Regions from separate parts of the Homo sapiens genome. Here regions 2 and 3 are each linked to region 1. Evidence: chromatin contacts called from ENCODE Hi-C or POLR2A ChIA-PET data. All regions are on one chromosome and are shown on one strand. The core of a region is the stretch at or near the end of the contact, and the rest is flanking DNA. Distances in the headings are between cores, read along the strand shown.

Region 1 (3,232 bases), core at 350-2,849:
ACTGAACAGCAAAGCTAACTTAGGGGCAGTTTTCTGTCAGTGAAGGTTCCATTTTTGTGGGTGGAGTCTGGGGTCATTGTGACTATGAGAAATCTTAAAATGGTAAAAGAAATTTGGAATCATACAATCCTGAGACATTAACAGTAAAAACCTTCACAAGGCAGATTAGCAACGTGAACTAGTAAAGACAGGAGCATGTAGGGCTGATGGGACCGGGTGGGAGCTGGCAGCAGTTTGGAGACTTGGTTTAGGTCCTTCTGAAGAGGGTACAGAGTGGGACTTTTCAGGACATTGGGTTTCTGGAAAGATCCGTTTCAAGTGTCTACACCCTAAGCTGAAAGCCAGCCCAGAGAGCTTTTTGGCTCATGCTGGGGCTTATTCCTGGATTCTGATGAGTCATGTTTTTTAGAAGCTGAACTTCTAAACTTCTAAGCCGAGTCCCATTCAGTTAGCTGGTACCTTCCTCACCTTGGCTTTGTTTTCTGTTTTTGCTGCTTAATACATTTCCAGCAGGAGATTTAGGAAGGGTCTGTGGACAGAGAAGTAGATTTCCCAGGATCTAAGAAAAGAAGGTTGGTTTACTGTGGGTATTCTAGCTGTCATTATAACTGTGTTATTTTATTTATTTACAAAGGGATCATGAGCCAGAACCAATCATAACAATCAAATGAACCCACTCACTGTTTCAGCCTCTGATGGTGGCTAAGAGAAAACAGCAAGTGGGGAGCACCCCCCCTCACAGTCGCCTCTATTATGTTGTACCAGAAGCTGGGATCCAGCACCCTCAAACGTAGAGGCTTGTACTAGCAAGAGTCACATGGACAGTGGGAAGGTCCATTCTAATTATTTTGTTAGTAATTCAGTCTGTTCTATTTATTCTTATAATCTAGCACATTCCAAAACATATTTGTTTTGAGAATGATAAACCAAGGGGAAAAGTCAGGTTTTAAGAAGAATGTCATGGCCACGAAGATAACACTGCCGTTGGGCGTTGCCGTGGTTCTGACTGGGTGAAGGTTTCCCAGTGACCATCTTTGTGTGGAAAGAGCACTCTGCTCCTGATGTTGGGGATGTCATGCCACCCACGTACATCACTGTCCTCAGCATTCCAGCACTCTTGCCTATTCTCCGTGCATCTCTTCCACCCTGCAAGCCATTGCTTATGTCACCCTGATTGATCATGGTGTAACACCCAGCTGTCCTCTGCACACAGGATCCCAAGCCAGAAGTCTCAGGATTTTCTTGGTTGTCTCCATCTTTTTTTTGTTTCACGCACCTAATAGGTTTCCAAGTGCTACGAGTTCTGCTTTCAACTCTCTTTCCTCTCCATCTCCATAGCCACTGTCTTTGTGAAGGCCTTGTTGTGTGCTGTGAGTTGGTCTTACTGACTCTGGACTGTTTCTCCTCTATGAACTGTCTTTCATATTGCCACCCCGTGGTACTCCAGTTGTTGTTGTTTTTGTTTTTTAATGTGATTATGCACTCTCTTGCTTATCATCTTCCAAGGTTGGTACAGAGTCACTCACAGCGGCCTCACTGGCTGTTAGCTGTGGCTGCTGGCCAGGGAGTCCTAAGGTCTGCCCCACATTAGCTTGGGAGGGTAGTGCAGGTTTTTTACAAGGGAGTGGCAGTTTTCCAAGAAGGAACACCTCAGTGTACACACACTTAATAGGCTTCCCCTGGCGCTGTGTTTCCCAGTGTTTCATTGGCCAAAGCCCAGAGTCACTGTGAAGGTTTATGAATCAGGGTTCTCCAGAGAAAAGGAACGTGTGTGTGTGTGTATGTGTGTGTGTGTGTGTGTGTGTGTGTGTGTAAAGAGATTTAATATAAGATGTTGACTCAATGCAATTATGGAGGCCGGCAAGTCCCAAGATTTGCAGGGTGAGCTGGCAAGTTGGAGACCCAGGAGAGCCAATGGGATAGCACCAGTCTGATTCTGAAGGTCTGGGAGCCAGGAGAGCTGATGATGTAAGTTCCAGTCCAAGCTCAAAGGCAGGCAAGCTTAAGACATCAGCTCTGAAGTAAGAGCTGATGTTTTAGATTGAGTCCAAGAGCAAGAAAAAGCTGGTGACCAAATCTCAAGGCCTTCAGGCAAGAAGAATCCTCTCTTACTTGGAGGGAGAGGCAGTCTTTTTGTTCCATTCAGGCCTTCAACAGATTGGATGAGATCCACCTGCACTAGGAAGGACAGTCTGCTTTGCTCAACCTCCCGATCTAAATGTTAGTATCATACAAAAACACCATTGTGTAAACACCCAGAATAACGTATGACCAAATGTCTGGGCACCTGGGGCCCAGTCAAGTCGGCACATAAAATTAACTATCACAGAAGGGTGTGGAACCTGGGGGTATGAGTCACTGGGGCCGTTAGTGTAACCATTTGCCACAGGCAGACTTGTTTGGGTTATAATTCTTTCCTGTAAATCTTATTCATCTCTGTATCCCCAATGCCTAGTATGATCTCTGACTTATAGTAGGTGATCATTAATGTTTGTTGAAAGAGCGAATGAATGGAAAAAAAAAATGAAGTCTTTGATTCCCTAAAGAAAATGAAAATAATTTCATAGACTTGAGTCAAGCTTGTCCAACCCACCTTATTTTGTTGTCGTGGTGGTTCTGTTTTGTTTTGTTTGAGACTTTTGGCAACCTGAAGCCATGTTTTTTAGTTTCTATCTCTAGTGATAAGCAGAAAAGAGGGATGAGGAAGGGGCTTTACTGGCCCAACAAGAAACAGAAACTAAGAACCCATGACTGTATTCTCTCCCTTGGACACTCCTAGGAGTGGAATATCTGTGAAATGTTTCCTGCGATTCTCTCAGAATCAATACCAGCCACTTCCTGATTACAAGTTACCATCTTTAGAAAGAGAATTTTGTTTTCGGGGGGAAAAGGTTTTTTGTGTTGAGGGACTCTTCAGTGCTTGAAGTTTAAGCCTAACGAAATTATGCAAGATGCCCACTGAACTGTGCCTGCTGTGTGACCAGAATCTCTTAACCTCATGAGCATTTTTTGGTTAAATGTTGGTAGGAAAAACTGCTTATTGAAAGGCAAAACTTGTTTTGTCACCTGCGTATTTTAGGGTGATCATCCTTGAAGTGATGGCTTATCATGTAGAGAGGTTTGTAACCAATTGCAATTCAAAAGGGAGAAATGGAGAGAGCTAACAGCTTAAGGAATCAATAGCCTTTGATTTCTTTCCCATTTGATCACTGCCTTTCTGGGTATATTCCTG
Region 2 (3,232 bases), core at 260-2,759, 160 kb before region 1:
GGTGTTTTACATCCCTCTTCTGTCTGACTTAAATAAAACATAGTTGGACTCTCAGCTGCTTCTGCTTCAATCTGTTGTGATATGTTTTGGTTGAAGTGTATGTCTAACACATATATGTAATTGAAAAAAGGAGGGAATATTTTAATAGCTTTTTCACGTAACTGGAGATATTCTTTGATACTTTTGATAGTGGTCGTTGGCAAGTAAGTTTCTCAAAGGTTGGTTGCAAGGTAGAGAATGAAACCGTGTCTGTGTTTCATATTGGTCCATCTTATGTGTTGAATGGCTCTTTTATGTGTTGGTGTGACCGCATTCTTTAGTTTGGAAAACACTATTTCATTGAGTTCTGCAGGTTCTTCTAAATGTTGACACATTTCATTATTCAACATCAAAAAAGTCACAATTATTAGTATCACCATCAGTCTCATCAAAGAGCCTTTAAGTATTATTAGGAAGCCGTCAAGCTGACGGTAGATGCACATTTTCTAAGATTGTGTTTTTCACTTGGAAAACTTTATTGTATTTCAAAAAAGTATCTGCCAAATATCCAAGTCTAAGCAACCATATTGTAGTTGTTCTTTTGAGTCAAAGTGGTGTTTCATGGAGAGAGTGGCTGCTCAGCTCAAGACAGCCCTCATCCCTGGAGTGTAGCCAAATGCTTTATGTGTCAGAATATTTACTCAGAATTCTGAACCTTTTTTTTTTTTTTTTTTTGAGACAAAGTCTTGCTCTGTGCCCAGGCTGGAGTGCAGTGGCCCAGTCTTAGCTCACTGCAACCTCCACCTCCTGGGTTCAAGCGATTCTACTGCCTCAGACTTATGAGTAGCTGGGATTACAGGCACACGCCACCACGCCCGGCTAATTTTTATAGTTTTAGTAGAGATGGGGTTTCACCATGTTTGCCAGGCTGGTCTCCAACTCCTGGCCTCATGTGATCCACCTGCCTTGGCCTCGTAAAGTGCTGTGATTATAGGTGTGAGCCACCATGCCTGGCCCAGAATCAATAATTGTTAATGCTTCATCGAGACTTTCTTAAATGAAACTGGCATAAAAGACAACAAAAAGCCCCTGGGATTTCATGGTGGGAAGAACATAATTCCTGCTAGTACCGCCTGGCACTGTCACCTTGACTCAGGCTAAGGTTCCTGCTGTCACACCACCATTGCTCTTGCACCATCAGTGCAAACGTCAACACAAGGAAAAAGGCAAATAGTGGCTCAGTATTATCATTAAAGTGGTTTGATCATGAGGACCCTTAAGGGTTTGTGGAGCATACTTTGAGGCACACTTTGATTTAAGAGGTTAGAAACATCACATTAAAATTCATACTAATAAAGTGAAATTGTGCCAATTGCCCAAAACAGTGCATCAATCCAAAACTCTTATTTGTCTTGGAGAAATGCATTCAAAACATAGTCAACACCACTATCTCATTTTGTCTCTGTGTTGTGTTAAGATGGGTTTGCATACTTTCAGCCTCTTAGAGCAGGCAGTTGGAACATTATCCAGCAGCAGGTTGAACAGCAGAGGGGGAGGGCAGCTGGAAGTTAGGCTAATCTAACAAATGAGTCATCCACATGTGGATAATGGAGTTGTAAAATTACTCTCAGCTTTAGTCAGCAGCAACCAAACTATACGGTTAAAAATTACAGGTCTCCAAAATAGAGACTTCCTGAGAACTTTTAGTATAGCATTTAACTGAGAATGTATCAAGGGTTTGGTTGAGGATTTTTTCATAAAACCTTTCTGTTCTGGAAGGCAAGTTTGTTATTAAGAGCTTCAGTAATTTCTCTTACGAAGTGTTCAAAATGCACCAGAACCTGAACACAATGTGAGCAGCTGAGTGTTCATCTTAGCTGCGTCCATCAAGTGAACGGTTTGCTCTCTTCCTGTCCATAATTTGAGAGTCAGCCTAATGGTGAGTGGACAGTCATCTAATAAAATATTTCATACCTGTGGCAGCAGGTATAAAGCAAATAGTTTATTTTTGCTTTCCATGTAAAGTTTGGCAGTAAAGTTTTTGTCTTGAGATTTTTGTTTTATAAGAGAAATTAAAATTCCTTCTGGGCTTTTGCTGTTCTCCCCTGAGGATGAATATGCTGCCTGCCTACCCTGCTACCCCCCGCATTTGGCAAGGTTGCACATGTCTTAGGGATGGAAAACCAGTAGCCAACACTAAACCAGGCCTGCTGTGTAGACCTGGCTTGGTGAGTATGGAGCTGTTCCGCAGTAGAGGTTTGCAAAGAAACCATCACACCCTTGTTTCCTCTCTCCTTCTGGCTTTTCATTTTTCTTCTGGCCTTTTGCATGGAAGAAATAAGTCATCCCTTTTGAACAGTTTGGGTATGGAGTGTTTGCCCATGCGGTAGACTCTGGCAGGACAGAGAGGGTTTTCCCGGGCCTTTAGTTGTCCAGGTCCTGTATTCTCACATCTCCTCTGGGCTGCTGACTGCGCACAAACACAAAATTCATTCCTCCAATAGAACAGTGTTTGGCCTGGCTCCCAAAAACTGCTCTCCTCACTTGCACGGCTTTGATTGAGTGTTAGGTGTCTCTTTGGCTGCCTCCAGTGTCTCTTATTTTTAGGGCCTTCGTTAATGTCTTCTGTGTGTGAAACATGAAAATGGAGCCATGGCTGCTGGAATTGGAAACTTAGGGTTTTTAGGCCACCATTCCCTTATCACATGGCGTTATCAGGTTATTTAGTTACAGAGGTTAAAAAAAAAGTCCACCCTAGGAGCCGGCGTGTGTGGGGAAAGGAGAGAGGGGGCAGCTGAGCACCTAATGGGCAGTGAAAAAAGATATTGTAACTAAAGCTCGGGCTAGTGTCCTCAGAGCGATGGCCTTTCAGGTGCTGGCAGGGGTCTGCTTACAGCTCAGCCTGGTTACAAATGAGGGGATAAATTGGTGGTAACAGTGCCTTTTTATTTTTTTCCTTTTTCCTTTGGAAACTGGCTTTTCACATGTTGGAAAACGAGCTTGGATGCTCGGTGTAGGTAACAGGCAATTCTGATCTGAGAGGAAGGGCTCAGGAAAGGTGTGACCAAATGAGCCGTCTGAGTGGTCAGTCCTGCCCGGGGCTCACCCAGGCAGGGAGCTGGGGTCTTTCATGTGGGTGTCCGTGGACCCACAGGAGACAGGGAGGGATTGATTACAGGGGAGACCACTTCTGTTTCCCTTTCCTAAAGGAAACAGAAAATGGAAATAAAAATCTAAAATTATGTTATTTTCC
Region 3 (3,232 bases), core at 393-2,892, 160 kb after region 1:
GGCAAATAACCATGGAAAAAAAATTTAACCTCAAAAATAAGAAAGTCAAAATTACAGTGTTATTCTTTACTTTTCTCACCACTTCTTGATATGGTTTTGGTAGGATTGTGGTAAACTTTTAGAGGAGTAATTTGGCAATGTATGCCAAGAATCTTGAATAATTTCCATCCTTTAAGCTACTTCCAAGAATGTATTCTTATTCTTCTTTGCATCAGAAAATCTGTGGCGTTCTTAAACACACAGGGTATGATCAGACTTGCACAGCATAAATAGAACAAGAAAAAAAGTATCAGAAATTTCAATGAATATTTATGCATGAAGATGATCAGTTGCTATGTTATTTGTAAAGGTGAAAAATGATAAACTTTGTAGATGCCCCCAAACAGGGAATTGATTAAATAAATTCTGATTAGCCATAAAATGAGATGTTAGACATTTAAAATGTTTTCAAAGCATACTTTGTTATAAAGGCAGGTTCTAAAACTTTATTCCTAGTGTGATGTGAATTCTATAAAAATAAATATTTCAATGTAGATAGATGTGGAAGATACTGGCCATAAACATGCTAATGTGCCAATGTTGGTTCTCCCATGCAGAAGTATAGTTGTTTTAGTTTTCTTCTTTATATTTTTATGTCTTTAAATTTCTTGTATGATGGGTGCACCCGTTACTCCTATAATAAGAAAAAAATTTTCTTAAATATCTTCCTACGTTGTTTATGCAGAATCGTTTCAGTCTCTCATAACCTGGGAAATATTTCTCTCACAACTAGGTTTCATTTTCTTTTGAAACATCAGAATTATAGAACTTTAATGTAAAATTTTATGTCCCACTAATTGTAAAAGGGAAAGTAATGAAATATTTATGATCTTTTTCCAAGGACTAAACATTGTTGTTTCTCATCTTATACCACAGTCCTCCGAATTCTCTTATGTAAGTTTTGTTCCAGTAGAATTTTGGTTGATGAGTTGCCAACCTGTGTTTTCTGGTACGTGAATGGGACAGAAATTCACTCTTATCACCAAGCAGCCAGCCTCACCAGCAAAATAGAATATTCACTAAATAGGTTCCAAATAAGAAAATGGTTAATGTCCCTCAGTCCAGGTTTGTGTACAGGGCCATATGAAGCTGTGAGGCGATGTCTGATCAGGTGTATTTTTAGTGTATCTCATTATTCTTGCCTTTGTCTCTGGTAATAAGGAAACAAATATCACAAAATTTAGGGGTCATTATTTCTAAACATGAAAGAGATCACATCAGAAATTCTGCAACATTCATAAACACAGACGGTGTCAGCAGACTTGATACAGCATAAATAGAACAAATGCAGTGAACTAGACAGCACCCAGACCCAGTTTGTACACAGAATCTCAGTCTATAATTACCCAGTCAAAAATTGTTCATCGTGGTTGATGACACCTGTGCATTTTATTTCCTGAAATCTAGAGAAGTTCCACGTGATCACTATTTAACCAAGAGCAAAAGTCCCTTTCTGACCCATTTTTCCTGTAAGTGGAGATACATCCTGTGCTCTTTTGTCTTTGTGGGTACAGAGATTCTTTCTTCAAAGCATTTAACATTTTCAAAAAAGTGTGCCACTCCTTTTGGCCTGGCTTTCTTCGCCCGTGAAAAGGCCTGGGTGGTTTTTCCTTGTCCAAGAGTCCCTCCAAATGGACGCTTTATGTACTGCAACCAAGAGCTGAGAAGTTTCCAAGCTTTCCTGTCTGTGTTAGCATTCCGGTCATTCAGCAGGAATCCAATGAGCGCAGATTTTATCTTGTCTGTCCTGTGTTGCCCTGGGGGAGTGATCCCTGGGGATGCGAGGGGGTGTGGCCCTTGCCCTCAAGGTGCTGTCAGTCTGTAGACATGGAACACCTTTGGGCTGGGCTAGGCTGGCAGGAGAGTGGAAGGGCAGAGGAAATGGGTCTTGTGCAAGGCTAAGGGCTGACAGCACTGAGATGGATGGAGGAGTGTCCCCAGCGATGGGGCAGTGTGGACCCAGAAGCACAGAGCAAGGTGGGCACAGAGATACACGTGTTCAGCAGTTACTCAGTTCACGCATGGTGCTGTGCTGGGCAGTAGGGGTTCAAAATAACTAAAAGAGACTAACCTTGTTGGTGTGGAGTGGTTCTTTTGGGTTATATAAATACTAAATGTGATAGGTTGCATGCAGTTAAATATTTAGCATATAGAACCAACCCATCAGAACCAATGCCAGCTCCTAAGTCATACCAGCATCTGCTAGGGGAATGTGGGCCAGAAGACGGAGCGTCACTGACATTTAGATAGAGGTGTTCAAGTAAATGGTAGGAAACAGATTAGAGGCCTGTTTTCCATGTTGGGAGCCTAAAAGATACAGTAACCAAGTGCCACTCAAGCTGTGGTAGAGAATATCTCAGTTCTAACTTGTTAATGGGAGAAGAATATGATTTTGTTGTTGCTTCTGGCCAAATGATTCCAGTGAATCAGTCTGATGAGTGGCAGTGCCTGGGCTGCCACCCACAACCAACTCTCACCTGTCCTGTCGACTCTTCATTGTTCATGCTTGAGAAATCAGTTACCTCCTTATGCCATGGAGGGCCTGACTGCAGTGCACGCCCACCAATGGGAAGTCGTGCCCACACCAGTGGCAAGATATGCCACCACCATCATGGACCAACCACCCAACGCCTCCTATCCAAAGGCAGATCCCAGCAAGCACTTGCTCTCTGTTGCCGGGACTTCTCCCAGCTCCAAAACTGCCTTAGTCTGATCTATTAATATATCTTTTTAACTGGGTGGCTCATAAACAACAGAAGTTTACTTCTCACAGTTATGGAGGCTGGAGACTCCAAGTTCAGGGCACAGGAAGACTCAGTGGCTAGAGAGGGCCCATTTGCCGACAGCCCCACATCCTCACACGGTGGAAGGGCAAACCAGCTCCCTTGGGCTTCTCTTATAAGGGCACTGATCCTCTCCATGGAGGCTCTGCCCTCCTGGCCTAATCACCTCCCAAAGGCCCCTCCTCTTAATGTCATCGCCTTGGGGGTTAGGATTTCAAACACAAATTGGGGGCAGGAGGCACAAACATTCAGACCACAGCACAGAGCTCTTCCCATCCCCAGCCGAAGTAGGAATGACCCAGAGGAAGGCTGCTGTCCCTTTGCACACAGGTTCTGAAAGTGCGTGGAGAGAGGACGATCCCTCGGTCCCTGCAGAACCAGGCTCTTGAAGCATATAGCAGAGGTTCTCT

What was found. Hi-C counts contacts between places; a loop is a spot of excess contacts on that map. ChIA-PET counts read pairs that join two places held with the same protein, here RNA polymerase II (POLR2A). Pooled maps may share reads with other maps.
Region 2: a map of PC-3 shows a loop between it and region 1 (6-fold over the local background). The contact joins two enhancer-like sites. A Hi-C loop is called at or near these places in 1 of 168 maps with a recorded cell type or tissue (PC-3) and 4 of 50 pooled maps. POLR2A ChIA-PET finds 5 or more read pairs at or near these places in 2 of 52 experiments (WTC11 and naive thymus-derived CD8-positive, alpha-beta T cell).
Region 3: a map of gastrocnemius medialis shows a loop between it and region 1 (9-fold over the local background). The contact joins two enhancer-like sites. A Hi-C loop is called at or near these places in 1 of 168 maps with a recorded cell type or tissue (gastrocnemius medialis) and 6 of 50 pooled maps. POLR2A ChIA-PET finds 5 or more read pairs at or near these places in 3 of 52 experiments (MCF 10A, Panc1 and activated T-cell).

What each region holds. Positions count from the first base shown.
Region 1 is chr17:66,507,397-66,510,628 of GRCh38, forward strand. The region is part of intron 3 of PRKCA (protein kinase C alpha); the gene reads left to right. Among named protein-coding and RNA genes, the nearest start is that of PRKCA-AS1, 92 kb to the left of the region's middle. RefSeq lists an enhancer at 1-149. Within about 2 kb of position 1,600, at least 18 of the 41 ENCODE cell types and tissues checked have a DNase peak (open chromatin) inside an H3K27ac peak, as active enhancers do; they include PC-3, where a contact is called at or near this core.
Region 2 is chr17:66,347,247-66,350,478 of GRCh38, forward strand. The region is part of intron 2 of PRKCA (protein kinase C alpha); the gene reads left to right. Among named protein-coding and RNA genes, the nearest start is that of PRKCA, 46 kb to the left of the region's middle. RefSeq lists an enhancer at 1,345-1,639. Within about 2 kb of position 1,510, at least 10 of the 41 ENCODE cell types and tissues checked have a DNase peak (open chromatin) inside an H3K27ac peak, as active enhancers do; they include PC-3, where a contact is called at or near this core.
Region 3 is chr17:66,672,334-66,675,565 of GRCh38, forward strand. All of the region lies in intron 5 of PRKCA (protein kinase C alpha), which reads left to right. Among named protein-coding and RNA genes, the nearest start is that of MIR634, 110 kb to the right of the region's middle. Within about 2 kb of position 1,643, at least 9 of the 41 ENCODE cell types and tissues checked have a DNase peak (open chromatin) inside an H3K27ac peak, as active enhancers do.